Regions from separate parts of the Mus musculus genome. Here region 1 is linked to region 2. A link is a contact called in ENCODE Hi-C or POLR2A ChIA-PET data. All regions are on one chromosome and are shown on one strand. The core of a region is the stretch at or near the end of the contact, and the rest is flanking DNA. Distances in the headings are between cores, read along the strand shown.

Region 1 (7,007 bases), core at 1,391-3,890, 540 kb before region 2:
TAGTCTTATGTGTGTCTACATGAGAATGTACCACATGGGTATGGGTGCTATTTTGTCCAGTAGAGTGTTGGATGCTCTGGGGCTGTAGTTAATGGCAATTGTGAGCCTCTCAACACGGGTGCTTGAAGTGGAGCTTAATTTGGGTCGTCTGGAAGATCAGGAAGCCGCCTTAACTGCTGTGTCATCTCCCCAGCCCCCATTTTCATCTCTTTTAAAGAGTTTTGTTAGGTCACACTTCATTCCTCATGTCTAAAACCTCTAAGGAGAATTCTATGAAAGGCAATGTAGAACCCTTTTTGGGAATAGAATAGACCCCTGTTGTTACAGGAGCTATTCAATGAAATCTGCCCCCCTGAAAGTGTTTTATGGATCTCTCTCCTGAGACTACTTATGAACGTACAGTCATGTGATGGCCAGGCAGAGTGACACAGGCCTGGGTTCCTGGAAGGAGGATCAGGAGTTTATTGTCATCCTTCTTTACGTATGGAGTTCCAGGCCAGCCTGGGGTTATACCAGACCTACCTCAAAAAACCCAAAAACAGCCGCATTAGCCCGTGAGATGGCTCAGTGGGTAAAGATGCAGGCCACCAAACCTGAGAGCCTGTGTTGTAGCCCCTACACTGTGGGAGGAGCAAATGACTATGGCCACTCTAAATCAGCGCAAGCCACCACCTCTGGCTCCAACTTTTTACTGCAGTTGATAGTCAGATGAAAAACTATAAGACTTGTAAAGCGGCAGCTTTAGAAATGGGTTGAGTGGGCTTTACTGTTAGCTTTATAGACAAAGGGGCGAAGCCTACTGAGACTGACATGCTATGCTTTTCTACATATTTCATTAAAAAAAATCTCAATTACGTTTATTCCAACAAAATTGAAATTGTTCAACGTATTAAAACCAGGATTTGGGAGAATAAAGGTAACATTCAAGTTTTGAGAGGGTCTTTGTTCTTTTTCCTTCTTTTTTTTATTTTTTAGTTTTCAAGACAGGGTTTCTCTTCATAGCCCTGTCTGCCCTGGAACTCACTATGTAGACCAGGCTGGCCTTGAACTCATAGATTCACCTGCCTCTGCCTCCCAGGTGCTGTAATTAAAGATATATGCCACCAACCCCTGGCTATTTTAAAGTGTACTCCCCCTCCTCCTTCTCCCTTTTTCTTTTTGGGAGGTCTTTGCTTTCAGGACTCTTAGAATATGTAATACACTTCAAAAGGGTTCAAGGCTCATTACAACTTTCAGGACTTTTACAGTTGTAAAGTCTGTTTCTTTTTCGGGGTTAACTTTTGAATGTAAGGAGAGGGTGTCTTTTTAACTCCCTTACCAAGGATGTGTTTGGCTAGAATTACCGAGATGCTCTGAATAACTTTCCAGTATATCAAAGTAGTATCCACTTAGTTTTGTGCTTGTTTAGCTTTATGGAAAGCCGGCAGAGCAGAAGAATGGCCTAAGAATTGCCTCCCTGGAGTCAGTGTTCCAAGTTGCTTCAGCCGGCACTTTGCTCGAGCGCCCCCTCTCTCCCTAGAGGTCAACACGCAACTGCGAGCTTTCAAAGGCTTGCACAAATCCCCGTTTCAAGGAGAAACCACTCAGAGCGCATGCTCTGGTGATAGTGGTTCAGTAGCGCCATTTTCGTAAGGGAAGGGCTGGCCACTAGTTCCGTCCCTAGGGCTCCCAGCATTAAAGTTCTCCAAACTGGATCAAAACGTTGCCGAACAAGTCCGGGGCCTCCTGGAGAGGAGCCTTTGTACTCCTTTGCAACGCTCCAGCCAAGACTACAGAAATCTTCTGTTCATTTCTCTTGTGGACAAGAGATCCTTTTCCCTCTTCTCCCTTCGCCTAGGATAGCCTACAGTCCGAGACTAGAGCCTTACACTTCTGGTGTAATTTTGCGCTCACACCTGTGGCCAAAATGAAAGGACTTGGAGAACTGGACGGGAATTTTTTTCCCCCTTGAGAACAAAGCCTAGGTGAGAGCAGACTCTAGTACTTACAGGGCATCAGTCCGTGTACTCAGGAGCTAGGAGGTATCGCTTCTTTTGAAAATTGGTTATAAAGACACAGATCCGATAGTGGTGAGAATAGGGGTTGGTGGAAAGATAGCTAGCGGTACGACCCGACATGGAGAAGGTCTGAGGTTTTTCAATGTGTGTGTCTGCGCGCGCGTGCGTGTGTGTCTCTGTGTGTGTGTGTGTGTGTGTGCGCGCGCGCGAGTTTAGAAGAAACTGAGTGAAGCAGGAAAGAGCTTGAGAGACAAAAAAAAATCTGGTGTGGAAGAAGAGCTAGCCGGTGCAGACGTGGAGACAGCATCTCAGCCCGCCAGGCAGTCGCAGCTTCCTGGGAGGCATTCACTCCTCTCTACCCATCCTTTTTCATTCATAAGTTTGTGGCTCCGCCTGACATCCACCCCACCCCCACCCCACCCAGGCAGAGGGCCAAGTTTCCTGTGTAGCAATTGGTGAAAGGCAACAAAGCCTTAGCAACTGGCTCCTAGTGACCCGCGGGGCGCCTGGTAACTGGGGCCCGAGGCCGGCTCAGAGAAAGGAGCCGAGCTGTCCCTTTAAGGGATGGCCGCGGAGTGGTGAAAGTGGAGGGGGACGAGGGAGGGCGGGGAGGCAGGTCTGGGGGCGGACCTAAGAGGAGGAGGAGGAGGAGAGGGAGGAAGAGTTGCTGCTGAAAGGAGGTGGCGAAGGAGGAGTCTGAGCAGCTGCTACTAGCCCCGCGGACACCTCCGGAGTCCTGCCCGCTGCCGCACGAGTGGCCACGGGCGCGATCCGGGCCAAACGTCTTGTCCTCCATGATCACTTTGGGAGCCGGGGAAAGACTTTGCCCGGCCTTGGGAGCTGGTGTGCGCCGTCCAGGTTTGGTGGAGACGGTGCAGCGCGAGAAGGAGGAGCTGCAGCTCGAGAAGCAGCAGCAGCCGCCGCCGCCGCAGAGTCCGGATCACAGCGGTTACAGCCCGGGGCGTGTGCGTCCCGCGCCCAGCGGGTTCGGTTCCCCACGGAATGTCCCCGGGGCGCCCCACGCGCTGACCCTGCAGCTGCCTCCGCCTTGGGCGACTGCCTCCTCCCTCAGGCAGGCTCGGTGATTGGGACCGCGAGCTCCCAGCTCTTGGGCAGTGGGGAAGCCCCCGGGGGCGGGTGACCTCAGCTGGCCACGACCCAGCCCTCCCCCGTGCGGATCTCGCTTAAGATGGCAGCGGAGTCTGGGGAACTAATCGGGGCTTGCGAGTTCATGAAAGGTGAGGAGCAGCCACCCGGCATCCTCCGGCCCTTCCACGCCACTCCCCCCCCCCAACTCCTCACGGCTCACCCCTTTGTCCCAAGCCTCTATGCTGGGTTTCTTTTCGGGCCCTGTGTCCCTCAGTACTGCGGCTCGGCGCTCGGGCCCCTTCTCGCTACTCAACTCCCGGAGGACCCCCTGCTTCCGGCTTCTTTTTTCGCGTTCTCACTCCCTCTGCAGCTTCCTCGTACCCGGACAGTGCAGGCTTCTCTGCTTGGGATCCTCCTGCAAACCTATCTTGGTGGGGAGCCTGCTGGTTTTAATCCTCCATCCGCTAACTCTCTACTTCCTCGGTGGCTGGCCCGTGTTTTTGGGACACCCCCTACCCCCAACCACACCCCCCTATCTTTCCTTCCTTCCTCTTGAAGTCTGCTAAGCTGCAGCGGCAGAAGCTCGCCTCTTTTCCCATTCCACCGCAGCTGAGGTCTGAAGGTTTCCGAACCAAACTTGTGTCTCCAGTTTTGCGGGTACCCACAGCTCCTGTCTGCACCCGCCCGCACGCAACCAGGGGGTGAGGGAACTCAGAAGATGCTCTGCCCCCTGCTGGGTCTTCTAGCCTCTTAGCAAGATGTGCTTTTGGGGCTCTGTAGCTTTCTGGAAGATCCTGTTTCTCCAAGAATCCCACGTGTTAAAGGTCTTTAAACGATGTGTAGCAGTTATTAATCCTTTGTGCATGATCTGCACTCTCAGTCTCGCGTCCCTGCTTCTCATGTTCTGTCTTTTAAACTTGTCTTTCAGATCGATTATATTTTGCTACTTTAAGGAATAGACCAAAAAGCACAATAAATATCCACTATTTCTCCATCGACGAGGAGCTGGTCTATGAAAAGTAAGTCCCCCCCTACTTTTTTTTTTAGCACCCCCTGAACTAGTTAGTTTGTTGGTTCTTTGATAATCGGGTTCCTTCACTTTTCCCAAAGAGTTCCGAAGGTATTACTAGCTTTCTATAGCTTGGGGAGGGATGCACACTGTACGTAGTTTGGTCCTGTTAACACTGCAGTCCTTTTAGAACTTCACGATATTAATTCTTCCTCCTCCCACAGCACGTCTGGGTTCCTCACACTCCCCAGAGTAGCACCAGGCCGTCATACCTGGTGTCATCACCAGACCTGTAATTGGCCTGTGAATCAGTCACTAGGTATTTGTGGGAGCACCCACAGGGTAGAGGGCAGTCAGTGTGTGTGTGTGTGTATACTACAGGTGCCGAAGCTTCACAGTGCACAAGGCTTCTGTTGTTTGGAAGGATGTTTTTGTTTGTGTAGCCAGTTTTCTGGAAAGTGGGACGCAGGACTGTGGGGAGCTGGATCCAAGTTACGTCTATGTGGAAGATTTCCAGTGTGATTGAGTTGAACCTGATGGCCTGATGGTATTATTGTCCCCCCCCCCCCCCCCCCCCAGGGAGTGAAAAATCAGAACCAGGAACTGAGCTCTGTGAAAGGCCATGGATGTAAAGGAAAAGGTTATTTGAATATTTTAGGCACAGTAAAACATTAATTGGAGAGCCATATTTTCTTTCGACGAAAGCAGTAGACAGGAGTAGAAAGGCGGGCTTGGCTGTATCCTTTTCCTAAAAGAGCTGCTCTTTCAGATAAGCCTTGTATACTCTAATTTAGACATTTCATTTTATTTTGTCACCATCCTAATCAAGTGGGCAGTCAAATGAGCGGAGTGAAATGAACCGTAACAAGTTTTCTAGGGTTCACCCTGTTAGAAAGTATATTGGTACGTCAGCCTCAGAATTTATGAGTACCACTGGGCCTTGGAAGAGGAAAAATATGCTGGACCTTAAAAGCCTATGTTTTATCTGAGAGAAAATAATCCTTAATTGTTACTTGGTCCTAGGGGGGTCTTGGAACTGATGTCTTCAGGACCTTTCTCCTAGAGCTGGGAAGAGGGTGCTTCCTGAATGGCTAAAGAGACAGTGGGCATGGCATGAAAGAGCCTTTTGCTGTGGTTCATGAATGCCCAGAGCTGCGGATGGAGGCAAAGAGAGGCCCGAATCCCTGGTGTCAGATGACAGCTCCACTCCTAGAGAATGGAGTTCTAAGCAGCCAGTTCCCTGACCCTGGGCACCTGGATGATGTCACCACCTTCAGTGTTTATTGAGTGGACACTCTATTGTTGGGCACCGTCTTGGCTTTCTTGTCTGTGAGCTGAGGGCCTCGGGACCTTTGTGTGCCTGAGGGTAGGGACTGTGTATATACGCTATTATGTTCACTCTGCAGTGACTAAAGCGCCAGGGTTTATTAATATGCATTTGAACAGGCTCCAGTTATTGAGGTCTGAATCACTTCCCTTGAGATTGCTAGATAGTAGACTTAGCCAAACTTTACAGTTAATCAACCTATCACAGTGCACAATGGTGTCTTAGAAATAATGAAGATTTTACGTGATTTTAATATTTGTACTTTAGGGTACAAGTTATATGCCTTTTTTTTTTTCACCATGTTCCTGGTGTCTTCTAAGGACAGACTTGCTAGAGAGACCATCTGGTTCACTTTGTGAGTTTGGATGTGAACTTGAAACTGTAAGAAGCTGAGCAGGGTGTACATCTCTTTAATGCAAGCATGCATGGAACAAAGGTAGAGGCAGGGGGATCCCTGTGAGTTTGAGGGGAGCCTGTTCTACACAGACAGTTTCAGACCAGTTAGAACTACATAGTGGAAGCCTTTCTTGGGGGGGGGGGGCATCTGGGAGTGGTGGCTTATACCTGTCAATCACCTGAGAGACTGAGGTAGAAGAGTTGCTTAATTGAAGTTGAGTCTGTGTTACAAACTGACTTGCAAACAAGCTTGAGAAAAGAAGTGAGTGAGAAAAGAAATGATAAAGACTCAGCCTGAACAGAGCGTTTTCCTCCCTGGTGTGATGAGCCGGAGCGTGTCACAGTAGTGACTCTGGTCCTGATTACCTGCGCAAACTCATCTTTTCGTTATCCCTGTATAGCCCTGGCTGTCCTGGAACTCACTTTGTAGACCAGGCTGGCCTTGAACTCAGAAATCCACCTGCCTCTGCCTCCTGAGTGCTGGGATTAAAGGCGTGCACCACGCCCAGCTGTACAAGCCTTTCAAGGTTTCAAAGATCCCCAAACCAATATGATGGATGATTAAGAGGGGCTGTGATTAAAGGGATAAGTTGCCCTAGGAGAAGCCTCACCTGAAGTAGGAAGTACTAATGGAAGGGTGGAGACATGTCCAGGAGAGGCGTTCATTAAAGGCTCCATGGAGGCATTAAGGTCGGCTTGAAGGATGGACAGGTGCCCATGGATATGGGCGTGAGAGGAAAGAAAAGTGAGGACCAGGAGGGAGGCTCGGGAAGTGTGTTCGGCTCATAGTAAGCTGTCCGCTTTGCCTGGTGTGTATACAGGTCACATGGGGGAGGTGTGGAATATGACACTGAGAGGCCAGCTGGGGACAGACTGAATGCCACAGCGAGGAACCTGCAGTCACCCTGGCGTGCCTTGAGCCTCTTAGAAGAGCTCCAGGACAGAGATGGCGTGGCTAGATTCATGCTAATGGCAAATAAAGGCAGATGTTTACAGAGCATTGGCCTCGGTGCTGGATCCTTTGCTACAGCGATGTCGACAGGGACAGTGAGGTTGGGTACTTTGCCCAGTGCCACTGAAATAAGCAACAGAGCTGGAATTTGAAAAGATACCATCTAGTTCCAGAGGAAATACATCCTCCATCCAAAAAAAAAAAAAAAAAAAAAAAAAAAAAAATAAGGTAAAGGCA
Region 2 (7,367 bases), core at 30-2,529:
TTAGGATTCAAGATTTTTAACATAACCCTGAAACCTTCAAAATTCTGAGTTGTGAATCTGAGAGATATGACCGGAAGTTCTCTGGCCCACACTTTTATATGGAAGACTTGACAATTTAAAAAAACAAAACAAAACAAAAAAACCTTCCTCTCCTCCTCTAACAACACATCAGCATCTTATCTCAATATAGGGTTCACTTTAAGTTTGACAATCAAGCAGAAACTGACCCTTCTTGTTGTAACTATTATTTACATATTTACCCTGTTTAAGGTATATAATGCACTAATACATCCTCTGGTTACTTAGTCACTCTATATGTACATGTGGGAATGACAGCCTTCCTGGGAGAGTACATGTAAGGTCTCTTTGGCTATGTTGCAGACAAAAAAAAATGAGATCGCTGTTCCCTATGGAACTACTTCAAAGACGGAAGCTTTCAGATCGCTTGCTGAATGTATAAGCAACTCATTAAGCCTGTGTCAGCACCTCATTAGCACTCAACTCGGAAAGGATGTCTGGCTAGCTCATGAAATAACGGATTTGATAACTATCCCCAAGAGTGTAAAATAACTTTTTTTTTTTTATTTACTGGAGAAAGGCACAAAATTAGACTTGTAAAGTAGGACAAACTACCGTTTCATTTCCCAAGTCACTGAGTATGAAGTAGATCTTAATGGACAGGGTGTGTGTTTTACAGGGGCTTAAAAAAAAAAAAAAAAAGCAGACGCTTAGAGTCTGTGCAGTCTAGGGTAGGAGAATCGGACGCTAGCTAGATGTCTTCCCCAGAGGCCTGGGGACTTTAATCACGTACCAGGGCTTCCTTCCCTACAGTCAGGACTGAGGTGTAGGCTTCCAGATACACGCGACTGCATCGTCTCACAACTTCCAGGCCCTTGACTGTGATGTCCTTGGCATCTCCCAGGCCCAAGCCGATCAAGTAAAGCATTCCGAACTCCAGGGATGGGGAGACTGCAGAGCGAAGTGAACAACAGAAAAACGTCAGCTAACACCGGGGACCTAAAGTCTAGGGATGAACATAAAAACCAAGGTGGCACCCTGCGTGCGTCCGACACTCCTGCATACTCTTAGAAAATAATGGAATGACTGTTTTTAAAAGTGTGATCCGATTACCCGCTTAGAGACTCGGAGGTGATTCGCTGACGTCCCTCAAAGTCTCACTGCAGCCTTTTAATAATTGCAGTCCCCAAACCATGTGCCCATCAGAGACAGAGCTTCCGGGTCTCACCTAACGGCGCCGTAAAGCGCAGAGCCCTTCACAGCACTTTACGACTGGCAGGAGGCGGAGATGACAGACCGCTCCAGGAACGAGCTATAGAGCGATCGCATACCCCCCGCAAGGCCCTCCAGGACTCGCTGACTCCCGGGCAGAGGTCAAGGGTCAGGAATGGGTCCAGCTGTGCGCCTGGAAAGGACCCAGCGTGCCCACGCTCCCGGCAAGCCAGGACTCAAACATCCCCAAAGGGCGTCCGGGCTGATGACGATAGCTCCCAATCGCCCTCCAGACGCACACTGGCAGGAACAACCGGAGGGACTTCCCTGACCGACCCCGCGTTTGCTCAGCTTTGAATTCCCGCTCTGTAGATCTGTCGCAATTTAACCAGAAGTCACCCTGGTGAGGGGACAGGTTGGCTTGCCCTGCTGAGTGTGGTTGTTAAGTTCCCAGGGGGGGGGGGGGGGCTGTGACTCCTTCTAGGGGTTTGTCCCTGGGATCTGATACCAGAATGCCTCAAGGGAATCTGCCTTAGTCACCCTCGGTGGAGAGTGACCTTTTAAGAGTGCTCAAGGGATGACTAAATACGAATGTGATGACATATACGGATGAAAAATGCCATAATGAAGCCCATTACTTAGTATGCTAACCAAAGGATAATTTTAAAAAAGAAAGTAGTTCTATGGCGGGAAGCGCATAACAAAAAGGAAAGTGCTTTAAACCTCTCAGCGGTTGTTGCAGAGATTCTTAAAGATTGGTTACACGCAGCTCCAGTAAGCGAAAAGTTTACACTGCAGATGCTCTTCCTAAATTCACTGGTAACTTTATCCAAGTTGGGAAGACAGTTCATTGCTTCTCTTGGCACAATGTAATGGCCTTTCAGATTTTTCTTAAGTCTAGCCTTTTCCTCCAAGGGTGCACGAAGACCTGATTCTCCCTGTTCCCACTAAATTGATTTATTCTTTGCACCATATTAAAATACATACACCTCAAAATAGATCATGGTGTAAATGGAAAGACCTAAAATTATAACAGAAGAAAAAAAAAAAAGAAAAGAAAAGAAAATCTGACCTATCCAGGGAGAGATTTCTCAGGTATGCTATAAAAGGCATGTTGCAAAGAGAGAGGAAAAAAAGTCATACTTTAATAATAAAAACTCCCTTCAAAAGACTGAAGTCGTACACTGAGAGAAAATGTTTGCAAACCAGAAATTTGACAAAAGACTTGTCAACAGAGCAAACAAACCAAAGGAAGGCTATCAAGATGCTGGTAAAGGAACTTGTCACGCAAGTCTGACAACCTGAGTTTAATCCTGGAACCCAGTTAAAGGTGGAAGAAAAACAACTCCACAGAGGTCTCCCCTGACCACCACAGGCTGGCACACCCACACACACCCCCACACCCCCCCACACACAAACAAATTAATAATAAACTGAAGATGAATTCAAATCTAATGGATTCTTAAATGGAACAAGAAAACAACTCAATGTGGAAAAATGTACAAAAGATTTTGAGTGATAACAAATAAGATAGGCTAATAACAGATAAGCATTTTAAAACTTGTCTAGCCGGGCAGTGGAGGTGCACACCTTTAATCCCAGCACTCGGGAGGCAGATGCAGGCAGGTTTCTGAGTTTGAGGCCAGCCTGGTCTACAGAGTGAGTCTTGAACCCCGCCCCCGCCCAAAAAAAAATCTAGAGAAATGGTTTTCAAAGTTCTTTTTAGATTATTTTATGTGTGTGAATGTTTTCCCTGTCTGTATGTCTGTGTACCATATGTGTTCCTGTGCCCATGGAGGTCAGAAGACGGTACCAAAATCTCTGGAACTGGAGTTACAGATGTTTATAAGCCACCATGTGAGTGCTGGGAATCAAACCTGATAATCCGGAAACCTATCCAGTTCTATACATCCAGAGCTGGATTCATCACCTTCTTTACCTGCGTGGTATCTGACTCTGTATCGGGTAGGTTTGACATTCCCCCAACCCAGATATTAGTCACCCCCACACGTACTGCCAGGTCTTCTCTGTCAGAAACCATACTGACTATCACTGTGTTGGTTCAGATCCTAGCTCTATTACTCTGTTAGCTTCCCATCTTGTTCCCTTCAAATGTGTCTTCACAGAAACCAGGGAGGACTAGTAAAGATACACCCTAAAAATAGTATCCCCCTTCTAAAAAAAAAAAAAAAACTTTGGCAAAAGAAACCCCATGCTCTTAAATTTCCCATCTATGGGATGTTGAGTACCTGCCTCCCTGGTCCCCTTACATACCATGAGCGTTCTTTCAGTGGTATTGACCCACCTGTAGTTCTGTGCCCAAAGCATGCAGCCACATGCACCCTGCTGACACCTCAGCTCATCTGAACATTAAAGCCTGTCTCGTCATCAGCCTAGATTCCCACTACCGATCCTTTACACTCAGGAAGTCTCCCCAGAGGTCTCCAGCCTCTAAGCAAAGGAGTCTCCTCTACTAAAGTAATGTGTCTATAAAATAGCTGAGTCTCTTTAAAACTGCATACCTGTATAGGTCCCATGTCCAGCTGTCAATGGCCCACACAAAACAAACTCAAGGGTATATCTGTAAATGTGTGTCTTACATTGATTTGCTTGGGTGGTTTTTGTTGTTGTTGTTTTGTCTTCCTACTTTTTTGCTAGTGTACTAAGGTTTCTAGTTTTGTTTTTTTATGGTTTTTGTTTTTATGTTTATGTGTGTCCGTGTGGTTTCTGTGCTTTTTTCGCTTTTTAAAGAAATTTTGTTTTGCTTTTTTATTTGCTGTTTGTTTTCTAAAAAGATAAAGAAGGCGTAGAGTTGGATGGGGAGGTGAGGGATCTAGGAGGTGGGAGAGGGGAAACCACAGTAAGAATATATTGCATGAACTTTTAATGAAAAATAAAAATAAACAGATAAAATTGTCTTCCTGTATTTCTGCTTCATGAAAGTAATTTTCTGAAGTCATTGAGTGTGATTTCCTTGTGTCCGATTCTCTAGGCTTAGCACTGTGTGTACCTACAGTAAGTTTACAGTCAGGGTATATTTATAGATCATTATGCATTCATTAGTAGCCAAGCGATTTCTTTGAATTATATATCCTGTCTTCTGTGATGCCAGTGTGTGATATGTTCTAAATAAGTACTAGAAAGTCACTGACAAAACCTCAGACATTAGTATGTCTTGTTCACACCTCTTCAGGAAGCTGCTGGGGTTGAACGGCTTGTGATACATACCATGCACATTTTATTCACAGACCTTGGAGTATGTCAGCAAAGTTTTAATGTACAGCAAAATTTTCAAAGTTTACAATGTCCTTTTTATGACTTTAGATTTCATTGACTACTTTCTTATTTATTCATAGTAAGTAGATATGGCCAAAAAGAATATTTAGGTAATCCAAACTATAGGGGGGAAATGAAGGGGTCCTCTTCAGTAAGATGTTAAATATCATATTTTTAGATAATAGTTTCTACTCAAAATTTTCCCAGAAAGAAAGCCTTAACTTTGGTGTGAAATGTGTAATAAACCCACTTTTCTACCAGCTTTGTCTCATGGGAGACCAATACCTTTTTCTTTCCTGGGTGTCAAAAAGAAAAGTTATGGCAATCTTTTCCCTCTTCAGCGTAACAAACACAAGCAGCAAATCTTACCTAGTCTGTTTTTATAGAGCCATTCTGGGGGTATGGGGTGGGGGTTGGCTGTTTCTCCCTCACTCTTTTAAACAGTTTTCAAATATGATTGTCTTTCCCCCTGTCTCCAATAACTTATTCTTAGGAAAGGTGAAGTAATTTTACAATAAGCCTCCACAGCTTCCTAGATTCCACAGCTGTTAAGAGGTGGCTGTATTTGCTTCATAATACATTTCACCATCTAGCTGGACATCAGCCGATCTTATTTTTTTTTTTTGATACATTTCCAAAGGTCATTTGTTTCCTCTCCTAATGCAATCTGAGCTTTGAATATTTTCCATTAAAACAGCTTCTTGGTTTTAGCATATGTTGTTGTATAATAACACCAATGACAGCAGTCAGAAAGCAGACAAATTTCATTATTAGAGCAAATTGCAAGTCTTGTGCACCAGAGAGAGTGTAATAGTTATAGAAAACAATAAGGGTAGACATTTGTCTATTTTTTGAGAGATCATTAACGTCTTCATAACCTTTGTCAGTAACTCAGTTTTAGTCTTCTCGCTGAAGGAACCCGTTCCTATATGCTCTTGCTGTACTCGCAAAATGAGTGCTTCAGTTGCTCGTTTCCAAAGCAAGCTAATCCCTGTGCTGTTTCCACCCCACCGTCGACATTGTATGTTACTTTTATCTTAAAGAAATAACAGCTGAGATGCTTCATTACATCATGGACAAATTGTAATTACCACACATCTGAAAGAAGCCATCCTTCAGTTTTCCTGTTTGAACTTGTTTGTCTGTTGAAAAGAAACCATCAGGGACTGACTAAACTTCATCTGACCTTATTGTGAATGGAGAATATTATTTTACTGTGACACTGGCCTTTTAACCTACATGCTCCCACGGATTGCCTTTGTTAGTAGAAATCTGCATTAATATTCGGAGAGTCTGGAGACCTTGAATTGATTTATAGTCACTATTTTCTAACAAATAAGTGGTAATTAAAGATAACACTCCTCTAGATGAGGCTACATTTACCAATGTTAAAAAAAAAGATTTGTAGTTACATTATTGTGTATTCATTTACTTAGGTAAAAAAAAAATCACTTTTTGTTTATTTAGCGACCTTATGATTAATTATATGCCCATATAAACTACACATGTAGAAAAAAAAGGAAAGAGCAAATCTAGAATTATTTTCTGGAAAATTGTATTATCAGTAACCTTGGCTCACTAGGTTGAGAATAACCACATAGGAGTCACCTAATGCCCTATGCTGTTATGTAAAGTGACTTCCAGAGATGTACACACACACACACACACACACACACACACATTCAAGCGCACGTGGACATTAGCTATTTATCTCTATGCCATTTTGAAAGTTGGTAGTTCCTTCAAAATCTCTGCTTTAAAAAAATGCTTTGTACCTTAAAACTATATCGTGTTTGCTTATGTTTAAATATATATAGCCATGGCTTTGTGGGGGAATACCCTCCCTTTCAACTCAAAATCCATGATTGTATTATTGTTTTCTCTTAAACATTTGTTTTGTTTTTATGTGTGAGTGTTTTGCCTGTATATGTATGTGCACCATGTGTATAGAGTGGCACAGTGCCCGTCAGGCCAGAACATGGCATCAGATCCCCTAAAGGACAGGTGAGAACTACCATATGTGTATTGTCAGCCACCATGTGAATACTGGATACTGAACTTGGGTCTTCTGCAAGGGTAATAATCACCCCCAACCATCCATCTAGCCCTGTTGTTTCCTTTAACGAGGTTTTATTTGAGGGGGAGGGTAATTATTTTACCATGTAACACTAAGGAATAGAATAGTTTGTGTTTTCTCAAATAAAAACACGGTACATGGTAACACTTGTTCAATTATCTTAGAATCTGTTTTTTGGAGGTTTTGCTATCTTACAGCTTTTATGATACTGTCCGGAAGGATGCCAACAATGTTTAGCTACTTGTTATGTCATGGGTCCTTAATCAATGAGTTCATTTACCTTTCTCTCCCTCTCCCTCTCCCTCTCCCCTCTCCCCTCTCCCCTCTCCCCTCTCCCCTCTCCCCTCTCTCTCTCTCCCGTCTCTCTCTCTCACCTCTCCCCTCTCCTCTCTCTCTCTCTCTCTCTCTCTCTCTCTCTCTCTCTCTCTCTTTCTTTCTTTTGACTTTTCGACACAGGGTTTCTCTGTGTAGCTCTGGCTGTCCTGGAACTCACTCTGTAGACCAGGCTGGCCTCCAACTCAGAAATCCCCCTGCTTATGCCTCCCAAGTGCTGGGATTAAAGGCGTGTACCACCACTGCCCTGCTACCTTTTTCTTCTGGTCTAATTTTTAGCTCTTTATCATATGTTTATTATGCATAGAATCTGGTCGAGGGATACACTTGTATTTGGGATGACCACAGAAGGGTGGTCAAATACACTTGCCCTGGTACTATCAAGTTGTTTCAATATTCTTTTCTATACCACCCACTTGACTGTCACTATTGCCACAGTGTGTCAAAAGTG

The links. Hi-C counts contacts between places; a loop is a spot of excess contacts on that map. ChIA-PET counts read pairs that join two places held with the same protein, here RNA polymerase II (POLR2A).
Region 1: a map of left cerebral cortex shows a loop between it and region 2 (2.8-fold over the local background). The contact joins the promoter of Cdc14a here to the promoter of A930005H10Rik in region 2. A Hi-C loop is called at or near these places in 1 of 37 maps with a recorded cell type or tissue (left cerebral cortex). POLR2A ChIA-PET finds 5 or more read pairs at or near these places in 1 of 5 experiments (embryonic stem cell).

What each region holds. Positions count from the first base shown.
Region 1 is chr3:116,419,665-116,426,671 of GRCm38, reverse strand. Cdc14a (CDC14 cell division cycle 14A) reads left to right here and starts at 2,640. Exons shown (of 16, transcript NM_001080818.2): 1 at 2,640-3,235; 2 at 4,015-4,105. The coding sequence starts at 3,187. It overlaps Gm40125 (a long non-coding RNA gene), which reads right to left and starts at 2,421. Exons shown (of 3, transcript XR_867571.3): 1 at 1,989-2,421.
Region 2 is chr3:115,882,042-115,889,408 of GRCm38, reverse strand. A930005H10Rik (RIKEN cDNA A930005H10 gene) reads left to right here and starts at 1,279. Exons shown (of 2, transcript NR_015487.1): 1 at 1,279-1,645. Dph5 (diphthamide biosynthesis 5) reads right to left here and starts at 1,226. Exons shown (of 8, transcript NM_027193.2): 1 at 1,132-1,226; 2 at 812-969. The coding sequence starts at 946.